Linked DNA regions of Mus musculus: region 1 is linked to region 2. Evidence: chromatin loops called from intact Hi-C (ENCODE). Cell type or tissue: heart. All regions are shown on one strand. Each heading gives the region's core, and the rest is flanking DNA. Links, peaks and the distances in the headings are about the cores only.

Evidence for each region. Hi-C counts contacts between places; a loop is a spot of excess contacts. Peaks named below come from ENCODE experiments on the same cell type or tissue, not always from the same donor. Only the 100,000 strongest peaks of a DNase experiment are listed, where the experiment ranks them.
Region 1: it touches region 2 in a loop (1.8-fold over the local background); 1 of 42 quality-filtered maps calls a loop at or near these places.

Annotation. Positions count from the first base shown.
Region 1 is chr11:120,253,002-120,257,450 of GRCm38, reverse strand. The region is part of intron 2 of Bahcc1 (BAH domain and coiled-coil containing 1); the gene reads right to left. Among named protein-coding and RNA genes, the nearest start is that of Gm11772, 17 kb to the right of the region's middle. In heart, for the core only: no CTCF peak of the experiment used is centred there; DNase peaks (open chromatin) are centred at 420, 730, 2,160, 2,840 and 1 weaker place; H3K27ac peaks cover 2,388 bases.
Region 2 is chr11:120,140,092-120,145,108 of GRCm38, reverse strand. Slc38a10 (solute carrier family 38, member 10) reads left to right here. Exons shown (of 17, transcript NM_024249.5): 3 at 3,464-3,509; 4 at 4,423-4,516. Among named protein-coding and RNA genes, the nearest start is that of Gm11769, 7.8 kb to the left of the region's middle. In heart, for the core only: a CTCF peak has its summit at 2,136 (motif pointing left); a DNase peak (open chromatin) is centred at 2,368; H3K27ac peaks cover 2,734 bases.

The sequences.
Region 1 (4,449 bases), core at 1-4,000, 110 kb before region 2:
GCATCCTTCACTGGTGGGTGTCACGGACTGTGCCCCGTCTCTGCCAGAGTCCAGTCGTCAGAGCCAAGCCAAGGAAGTCTCCCTGGTTGCCATGGCTACTGGCTCATACATGTACAGAAAGCCTCTGCACACAGGGCTGTTCAGTGGGTGGTCTGGGCTGCAATGCTGGTCTTTTACCCCAGCATGTTGCTTGGGACCTTGCCACTTCCGTCCCTGGGCAGGCCGCCTAGTGCATGGCCATCTTGGGGTGGAGGGCAAAGCAGTGTAGGGTGGAGTCTGGCCAGCCCAAGGTGAGTCACAGTAGTAGCTTCCCGCCCAGGGGGCAGGGGAATTGGTATATTGGTGATGCCTCATCTCGCCTGGCGTGGCCCTGGGAACTTCCCAAACACAGGGTGACTCAGTAGGGAAGCAGTCAGTAGGGGAGGGGACTGCCCCTGTGGGACCCTGGCATCTCTACTGAGTTCCACTAGCTTCCAGCCTAGTGGTTGGAAAGTGGTTTCTTCCGCTCCTGGTCTGAGGGGATGAGGGGATGGGGCGAGTAGTGGAGGAGACCTTAGACATGGCCAGAGGAAGGGCATGTGAGTGCTGACCCGGGCAGGACTGAATGGGGTCCTCTGCTTTGTGCAGGCCCACGAAGAACATGCTGAAGGTACCCCAAGAGCCAGGGACTTCCCGAACAAGACCACATGGTAGGGATTGCCAAGGGACCCAGTCCAGACCACAGGCGTGTCCACACCAGGGGAGGAGGCTCCAGGCTGGGAAGGGAAGTGTCGGCCTCCCTGCCTTGCTCCAGGGACTGTGGGGGGCCATGCTTGTGGGCTGAGTGTGGCTGCCCCGCCTAGCTGGCCCCGGGTCTCCCAGGCCTTTCTACTTCTCCCGCCCCATCCCACCCCACCCCACCCCCGCACCCTTTTAGGGAAGCATCGCCATGGGAAGCAACGGAGTCCAAAAGTTGGGTCTGCAAAAGCAATTTCTCCAGGATCTAGGCCTGAGAATAGAGAACCTGGTGCTCTCTCACATCAGTGCACAAGGTGGCCGCAGTGCCCATGGATCCAGGAAACTGAGGCGAGGCAACAGCTCCCTCTGCAACCCCCGTCCCCTGGCAAGGAAGGGGGTCAGAAGGAAAACTCACTGGCTAAAATCCCCAGCTCCCCCAAGAGCCAGCCACTGGGTCCGGGCAGCTAGCCAGATGTCTGAGCAACTGGGCAGGCAAGTCAGAGCCCACTGTACCTCAAGCCATCATGTTCCAACCTAGGAGCTCGATCCTGACCCTGAAGCTTGGCTCCAATACTGTCTCAGAAGAGAGTCCTTCTGACTGGAGGCCTGAGGGGACAATTCAGCAGCCTGGTCAGCTCCCTACTCCACGGGCTGCTCCAGTGGCCTCTATTCTGACACGGGGGGGGGTCTCTTAGGGGGTCCCCTGTATCCTTCCACCAAGTCCTTTAAAGCAGGGGCTGCTGCCTGTGGAGTTTGTGAGATTAAAGGGATGGGGGCAGGGTCACAGGTCACAGCACATACCACCACCACCACCACCACCACCACCACCACCACCCCCCCCCCGCGCCTCGTGCGGGTTTCCACCTCTTTCCTCCCTCTCATGATGAAAAGCGAAGAGGGGAACACAGTCTGCTCACCCAGATGCCATGGGATCTGTCCAAGCAATAAAAAAGCAGCGGAAATCCCCTGCCCAGAGGTCACTGCCATGAGTGTTTCAAGGGACCCCCTTCTGGGCACTGGTGACTTTGGCACAGAGTTCTCTTATGGCATAGCCAACTTCCTGGGACACTGCTCCAAGGGACTTCATTCCCTGCAGCAGTTTGGGGTGGCCCAGGCAGGCCCAGCATAGACCACATATGGTCCTGACTCTGCCTGTGGAGGAGTGGGGCTCTCCCCACCATCCTTGTTCTGGCGGGGGGTGGGGGGGAAGAAGAGATCCTGCGGGCCTTGCCAGGGGACAGCCTCATGGTAGGTAGTGACCAACTCCTGGCTCCTTGAGGTTTTCTTCAGCCTACCCAGTCTCTAAGCAACCCAAAAAAAAAAAACCCAGGAGCAGGGACCTGTGTTTCTATTGTCACCTACACCGCTGAGGACTGCGGCGATGGCCGTGTGCCAGGCAAACAGAGCCCTGGGCAGACCTGGCAGCCACCTTCTAAACTCTGCCTGCTGACCAGGAGCCAACCTCAGACAGGGTTGGTGCAGTGGCTGCCTGGGATCCCAGTTCAGCTTGGGCCCTGGGCCAGGGCCACTGCCTCAGGCCAAGTCCGGCCAGGAAGTAGGCTGAAGGCTCTTTGCTCTTGGCAAAGTCCCCCGTCTATGAGTGCTGGTTACCAGACTAGGAAGGACACTGGGAAGCCTGGTACAGTGGACAAACCCAGAAGGGCTCCTGACAGTGAGTGGGGGGTGGGGGTGGGCTTCTCACGTCAGGCTCTCAGATCTTTACACCAACCGCACTGGTCCCAGGTCTTAAAGAACAGAACACATTCTACTCTGCACATCGCAGTCCCAACCCACAGCCCCAAGGACCAAGCTGAATAGGTCTGCAGAATGGAGCCATTGATCATCCAGTCACCTCTCTGTGGGACAAGATGAGCCCACTGCCTGAAAATCTTCCCAGGAAAGGTCTGGGAAGTGTGAGGGGAAAACGGCCTCTGGGACAGGCAATTCTGTGCATGTCAGACCCCACCAGCTGCTCTACTGGACAGCAGCTCTGGTCTCAGCTCCAGGCCCACCTCAGCTCTGCCCAGGACACCATGAAGGCCTGGCTTGAATGTCTGGCTGGCTGAGAAAACCGTGCTGGAAGCCAGCTTGCCAGAGGACCTACTTGACACACCTCAGGCAATGCGCGCAGAAAGCACAGCCCCATCCGTGGGAGGCTGCTCTGTCCCCACGCCAAGGCCAGCGACCTGCATGGGGCCATGGGCCACACCTGGATCACGGATGCTCTAGGGCTGCCAGCAGCAGGAGGGCTCGGGAAACTGCTAGACAGAGCAGAGAATGGCCGCTCGGAGGCCCAGGCCCCACACAGCTCTCAGATCCCTTTCTGAGAAGATGCTCTGCCGCTGCCGCTGCCACCACCGTGAAAGAGACCAAGTCACTGTGTTTGCCATGCTCCTTGGAGGGAGGGCTGACCATCAGCACCAGCACATGGGGAGAATGGACCCCTTAATGTCACTTGGGGCTACAGAGGAACTGCCTACATCAGGTTGGCTGTGGGTGCATCTGTGAAGATCCACCGTGATTATTAATATAGGAGGGCCCAGGCTGGCCGCCTCATTCCTTGGGCACATGGTCCTGGTGTGTGTGTGTGTGTGTGTGTGTGTGTGTGTGTGTGCGCGCCCAGGCTGGCCGCCTCATTCCTTGGGCACCTGGTCCTGGTGTGTGTGTGTGTGTAAAATCTAGCTAAACAGGAGCCAGCAAGCAGCATCCATCCATGGCTTCTTCATTGAGATTCCTGCTCAAGTTCCTGGCTTGACTTTCCACAAAGACAGACTACGGCCTGGGAGTGTAAGCCGAATAAGCCAAATAGTAAGGTTGTTTTGGGCCAGACCTGTTTAATCACACAAGAGAATGAAACCAGAAAACCGGAAGACCTCAGTGACCACGAGGCTTCTTTGTGGCCTGTAGGGGTAGCAACAACCTGCAGTGCCCAGGAGGCAAAAGTGGTCTACACGGCTAGACACGACTAACTCATGAGCAGGGGAGGAAAAAGAGACAGCCCTTTTCCTCTTGCTCATATGGCCGAGACAGTCCACAGACGTGATGTCATGAGACAACCTTAGGGTGCCTAGGAGCTTGGATGTGAAGGACCCTGGAGAACATCACCTTGAGGGTCTGGCAACCTAACACCGAGCCAAGGATCTCCCCCGAGGACCTGGCACACCAGAGCCCAGTTCTGGGCGGCTGGATGGCCAGGTGTTAGCTATAGCCTTCTGCCCGAGCACCAGCTCTCTGGCCAGGCTGTGTTGGCATTCTGACACTCTCCTGAGTCAGTGGGACAGGCAGAAGCAGAGTTACAGGGAGCGAGCATTTGTTTTGAGTTAAGCTAGCCTCTGAGACAGTGTCCTCCTCTTCTGGAAACTGTGAAATGGGTTGTAAAAATAACAAAAAAATAATAATAAAGCCACAGCTCCCTGAGATGGCAGCAGCTCCAGAGAAACAAGCCCCTTCCCAGGCTCTCTGGGCTCCTGTTGCTTCCGGAAGCCCAGCTGACTGGCTGCTGGCATGGGCCTTCTCGGTTCTGTGTCTGGCGGCTGCACCCACTGCCTGTGCCAGCTCCCACCCTCCTGCTCACACCCATTCAGACTCCCCTCTTCCTTAGGCTTCCTGCTCTGCCTCCCTAGGTCCCCTGTAGGGCTAACCAGGCAACGATGACATCAGGCTGGCCAACTACCCTGAGACACCAGGCTGGAGAGAGGTGAATCCTCAGGCATTTAAAGGGGAAGGGGGGCG
Region 2 (5,017 bases), core at 404-4,403:
GGTCCTACAGGTAGTATGGAGCCCTCTTAGGAAGCTGGACAGATGCCTCTTCTCGCTTGTCCTTCGTTCTCTTGATGGGCTAGGCCTCAGTGTGTATTTTGTACCACAGCCATCAGAGTGCTTGGAAGGCTCAGTGAGCCCCTTCTTCCCTCAAGGTACAGCAGCCCTGACGGATGGCCTGTGTCTGTGGGTGCACGAGAGTGAGTCCTGGGTTGGGTCATGAGCATAGGCGCTCTGTGGATAAGTTGGGCAGATGGCCTTGTCCTCACTTGGAGACTATGGAAGAAGGCAGGAATTTCCAGGGTCGAGTCATGTCTCGAACAAGGAGCCTGTTTACCATTTGCACTTGATGGAGGACTGGGGACCTTTTTCCTCACATTTAAGTCTTAACCGTATTAGCAGCTGTGACAGTGACCTGTCCCATAGCCCTCTCCCCCAGCTCTGGAGGATGAATGTCTGCAGGGTGCAGAGTCATAGCACAGTAGGGGTTGTTGATGAATTTGGGCACCCAGTTGCTTTGTCTGTTTTTGCTGTAGTGAGTTTGGATTTTTTTTTTTTTTTAAATAAACCTCCTGCTTCTGTTCCCAGCTCGTTTCATCTCAGAAGGCACGTTAGGGTTTCTCATGCATGATAAAACACCATGGCCAAGTCCAGTTGGAGAGGAAAGGGTTATTTTATCTTATGACTCAGGCCACACTCGGGTCATCCCTGAGGAGAGTTAGGGCGGGGAGTGAAGCAGAGACCATGGAGGGAGGGAGGAGTGTTCTTTCTAGGTTACTCTTCATGTTTTGCTCAGCTTGTTCGCTTGTACAACTCAGGACGTCCAGGAGCGGCAGTGCCCACAGTGAACCGGGCCCTCCCACGTCAATCAGTAATGAAAGAAATGCCCTACAGACTTGCTACAGGAAATCTGAGGGAGGCGTTTCTCAGTCAGGGAGAAGACAACACAGACATATCAGTGGCTGTTGGGAATCTCTCCTACCCTAGGAGTGTGTGCTCCAGGAGGGAAGCACCTTCCATAGCAGTAGAGACTGTTGGCATCCACCCAAGGTGTCATTAGTGAATAGTGGATGTCACCATGGTTCTGTGTCCCCATGGCCTACGGTTGGAGTGCCTCTCATCCTTCATAGGCCTAGAGTAGTGCCCACCAGGGCATGGCAGCTGAGTATTTCTTCCTGCATGCCCTTGAGCAGTGTGATCTGTGCACCTGCCATGTGGTTTGGTAAGCAAGACTGTGAGGTGGAGTCCCCTGACCCCCGTTTCTATGCTGTTGGAGCCTCCTGGAGCGGGCAGTGTTCACTGTGCACCTGCCCAGTGCTGCTGGCCTTGTGTTCCTCGGCAGTCGGGGCTGTGGGCCACTCTCCACCTCCTCCAGAAGTAGCTCAACTGAAGCCTTCCCTACCTCATGTGTGCCTACCTGGTCGTCATGAGCAGCAACCTCCTCCCTGCCTCATCTCTGTCCCTATCTGTTCTATCTTGAATAGCACCCCTTTCTTGCCTTGCTGAGTGTTACAGAGAGGCGGAGGATAGAGTCAGTTCTACCTGTTGTCCTGTGGCCCTGTTTCTCGGGTCTCAGATAGGTCAGCACAAAGCCTAGTCTTGGCCTGGGTTTTGCTCAGAGTGATCTGGCAGAAGAGAGTGCTACCTCCTGCTGATCTCTTGACTAGCTGGTGACTTGCATTTTCCAATAGCATCTTCTAGGGCAGAGTATTCTGTGTGCAGGAGACCCACTTTCCTGTCAGAGAATAAGGAGTGAGAATGGAGAGGGAATGGGCCAGAGGTTCCACCTTCTGGGGCAGGCTGGCTGTCCTAGAAACCACTTTGTAGACTAGGCTGGCCTTGAACCTAGAGATCTGCCTGCCTCTGCCTACCAAGCGCTGGGACCTAAAGGCGTGTGCCACCACTGGCCAGCTGGTCCTCCGTGTCATATGCTGAGTGTTCTGGCACAGGACTTGGAGCGGATCCTTTGGTGACATAGCAGCAGCTATGGATATCACCACCTCTGGAGTTGTTTTAGTGTTTTGAGATTTCCTCAAGTAACGTTCTGAAGTGTGTTTTAATTCTTGCTAGATGAACTCAAGGGGTATGTATGTTAGGTTCCTTCCCAGCTGAGTCTGGGAAAGGCCAGAGTGACCCCTGGAGGCTGAAGTCTTACTGTTCTCAGGCCAAGCGGAGGCTGGTGCCAGCTGTCTGCTTTTTTTTTTTTTTTTTTTTTTGCCAACACTGTGCCTCTTCCTCAGTTAGAAGTAACAAGGATTTTGTTTGGTTCATTCATACCCAGTGTATGTGTTTCCTGCTGTCCAACCTCAGAGGGCCACTGGCCCAGAGTAGGAGAGGAAACAAGAGGCAGGAAGCTGGGGCTGTGACAAGGCTGAGGCCATCCTGTCACATGCACTGCCTGTGGCTGCTCCACAAGACTAGAGCTTACTTCCTTTGCTCTCTCATCTGGCTGGACCATGGGGGAAGCGGTGGAGACCAGATAACTGGAAAGGTCCGCTGAGGACCAGTGAAGTCAGCTTTTATTCTCATCTGCTGGCAATAAATAGTTCTGGGTCAGGAAGGAAAGACGGAGGTCTCTTTCCTGGTAGGACACTGCTGTGGCCATGCATGCCAGCCATCATCAGGGCTCTGTCCCTGGTTGTCCTGGGCACTGGCAAGTCTCAGAGGACTTGTTCCTCCCTTTCCCCAGAGTGCCATGCTTGCAAAGATTCAGTTTCCTTCTGTAAGTCACAATCAGAGGACATCTATGAAGCCCTCAGCAGCATCCTTGTGGAGCAGGGCTCTGGGGCGAGGCTTGAACCTTCTGGACCCCTCTTAAGTTTTCCCTCTTCCCCTGTCCCTAAGTGGAGCTGGCTCTGCCATTTTCATACTGCTCCAAGCAGTTTTGTTCGCAGCAGAACCCAGTACCTTACAGGGTCCTGGCTTCCGTTTTCCCCCTTCATAATTCATAAGAAACTACAGAAACCCTTGCTTGTGTCTCCCTGCTGTGTCTGTGTCTCTTTGTGTGTGTGTCTCCTTGCTTTTTATCTCCCTTGCTTGTGTCTGTGTCTCCTGGCTCGTATGTCCCTTGCTTGTGTGTCCCTTTCTTGTGTCTCCTTGCTTTGCTCCTGCCTTGTGTTGTTTCATTTGGGGATGGTAGGTCTAAAGAAGGTCTGGCACCAGAGTTTAAAGTATCTCCTTATATCCATGAGACCTCAAGCAAACGGATGCTCGTCAAACTGCAGCACACAGCTTTTCTCGGTGGCTTTTTTTTTTTTTGTTGTTTTTTTGTTTTTTTCGAGACAGGGTTTCTCTGTGTAGCCCTGGCTGTCCTGGAACTCACTCTGTAGACCAGACTGGCCTCAAACTCAGAAATCCGCCTGCCTCTGCCTCCCGAGTGCTGGGATTAAAGGCGTGCGCCACCGCGCCCGGCCTCTCGGTGGGTGTGCGTTGCTGTCAGACTGAGCGGTTTCCTTTTCTCTAGCGTTCCACGCCTACGGCAAGGCCGGGAAGATGCTGGTGGAGACCAGGTGAGTGGTGCAGCCCTGCTGAGTCCATCCTTCTTACTGGAGCCTGTCAGGGAGTGAACACTGAGTCACTCGGGGAGAGCTTACAGCGTCTAATGTGCTTCTGAGGAGTCCCTCACAGTCAGCTCACTGTGACTTTACCTCACAGTGACTGCTGTCCAAGTCGAAAGCCTTATTAAGTCTTGCTAAGATGTACATGAGAATAAGAGACTTGGGAAGTACAGAAAAATAGCTCTCTCAGTATAGCTAATCTTTTTTTTTTTTTAAATTAATCGTTGTATTTGTTTACATTTCAAATGTTATCCCCATTCCCGGTCTCCCTTCCACAAACCCCCCACCCCAAGAACAGGTAATCTTAACGCTGTTATGTAAATTGTGTCCCCAACTCTGCCACAGAAGGGAGGCTCTAAATTGAAATGCCACTTTTTTTTTTTTTTTGGAGAGTAAAATTTTAATGAGTTGGAAAAATTTGTCAGAAAATTACACTTTTAGGCTTCTTAATCAAGGGATTGTGAACACAGAAGAAAACAGTTTTTAGAAGCAGTTGATTATTCTTTTAACTTATCTAATATTTCTGTACCTGAAAGAGTTTCGGAAGCTCCTGAGGAAGGGAACTAGGATAGCACATAGAGACTAGTTAAGTGTGATTTGGTATTTACCCAAGAGAGACTAGTTGAGTATGGTTCAGCATTTACCCCAAGAGCAGTGGAGGTCCCCCAGACACCCACGGTCACAGTTGCCTCCAGCCCAGCCAGTTTATGGCAGTTCCATGTCAGCAAAGCCCAGGAACTGGATGTGGTCCTGGGTGTCAGACTCGGGGTACCTGAGTCTTGAGTCTGCAAAGGTGCTCAGCTTTGATCACAAAGCAGCACCTTCTTAAATCTGACTTCAGAGCCCTGGGTGTCTTTCTTCACAGCATGATTGGGCTGATGCTGGGATCCTGCATTACCTTCTATGTCGTGATCGGTGACTTGGGGTCCAACTTCTTTGCTCCGCTGCTTGGATTACAGGTAAGACACTGTTAGATATCTGGTCTGTTTTAATCCTTGTGGTTGCTGCCTGATGCCTCCTTTCCTTAAGCCACCTGGGACCTGTGCCTGCCAGCCACTCAAGTTCCCTGGCTTGGATTTCAGAACTTTGCTCGAGTAGTGTCTGAGAGGCACCAGGAGAGGGAGAGAGAGAGAGAGAGCAGGCTGTGATACAGCCTGATGGTGTACAAGGTGGAGGCAGGGAGGAGGAGGGGTAGGACACAGCAAATCATTGTGCAGGTCAGATGCCTCAGCCTTCCAGCGGTGCTCATCAAAAGGCAAAAGAGGCCAGGCCCTCGTGCAGCTTCTGTGCTGGGCTGTTGATCGGTACATTGAGGCTGGGAGTTGGGGCCCACCCTGCTGAGGAAGACTCGAGGGCACTGCTCCCAGGGCCTGTGACATAGCTCTGTGCATCCTCCAAGCTTGCCACTCCCTGACTGTGAAGGTCCCACCTGTGAACTGGACCCCACACAACCTTCCTCC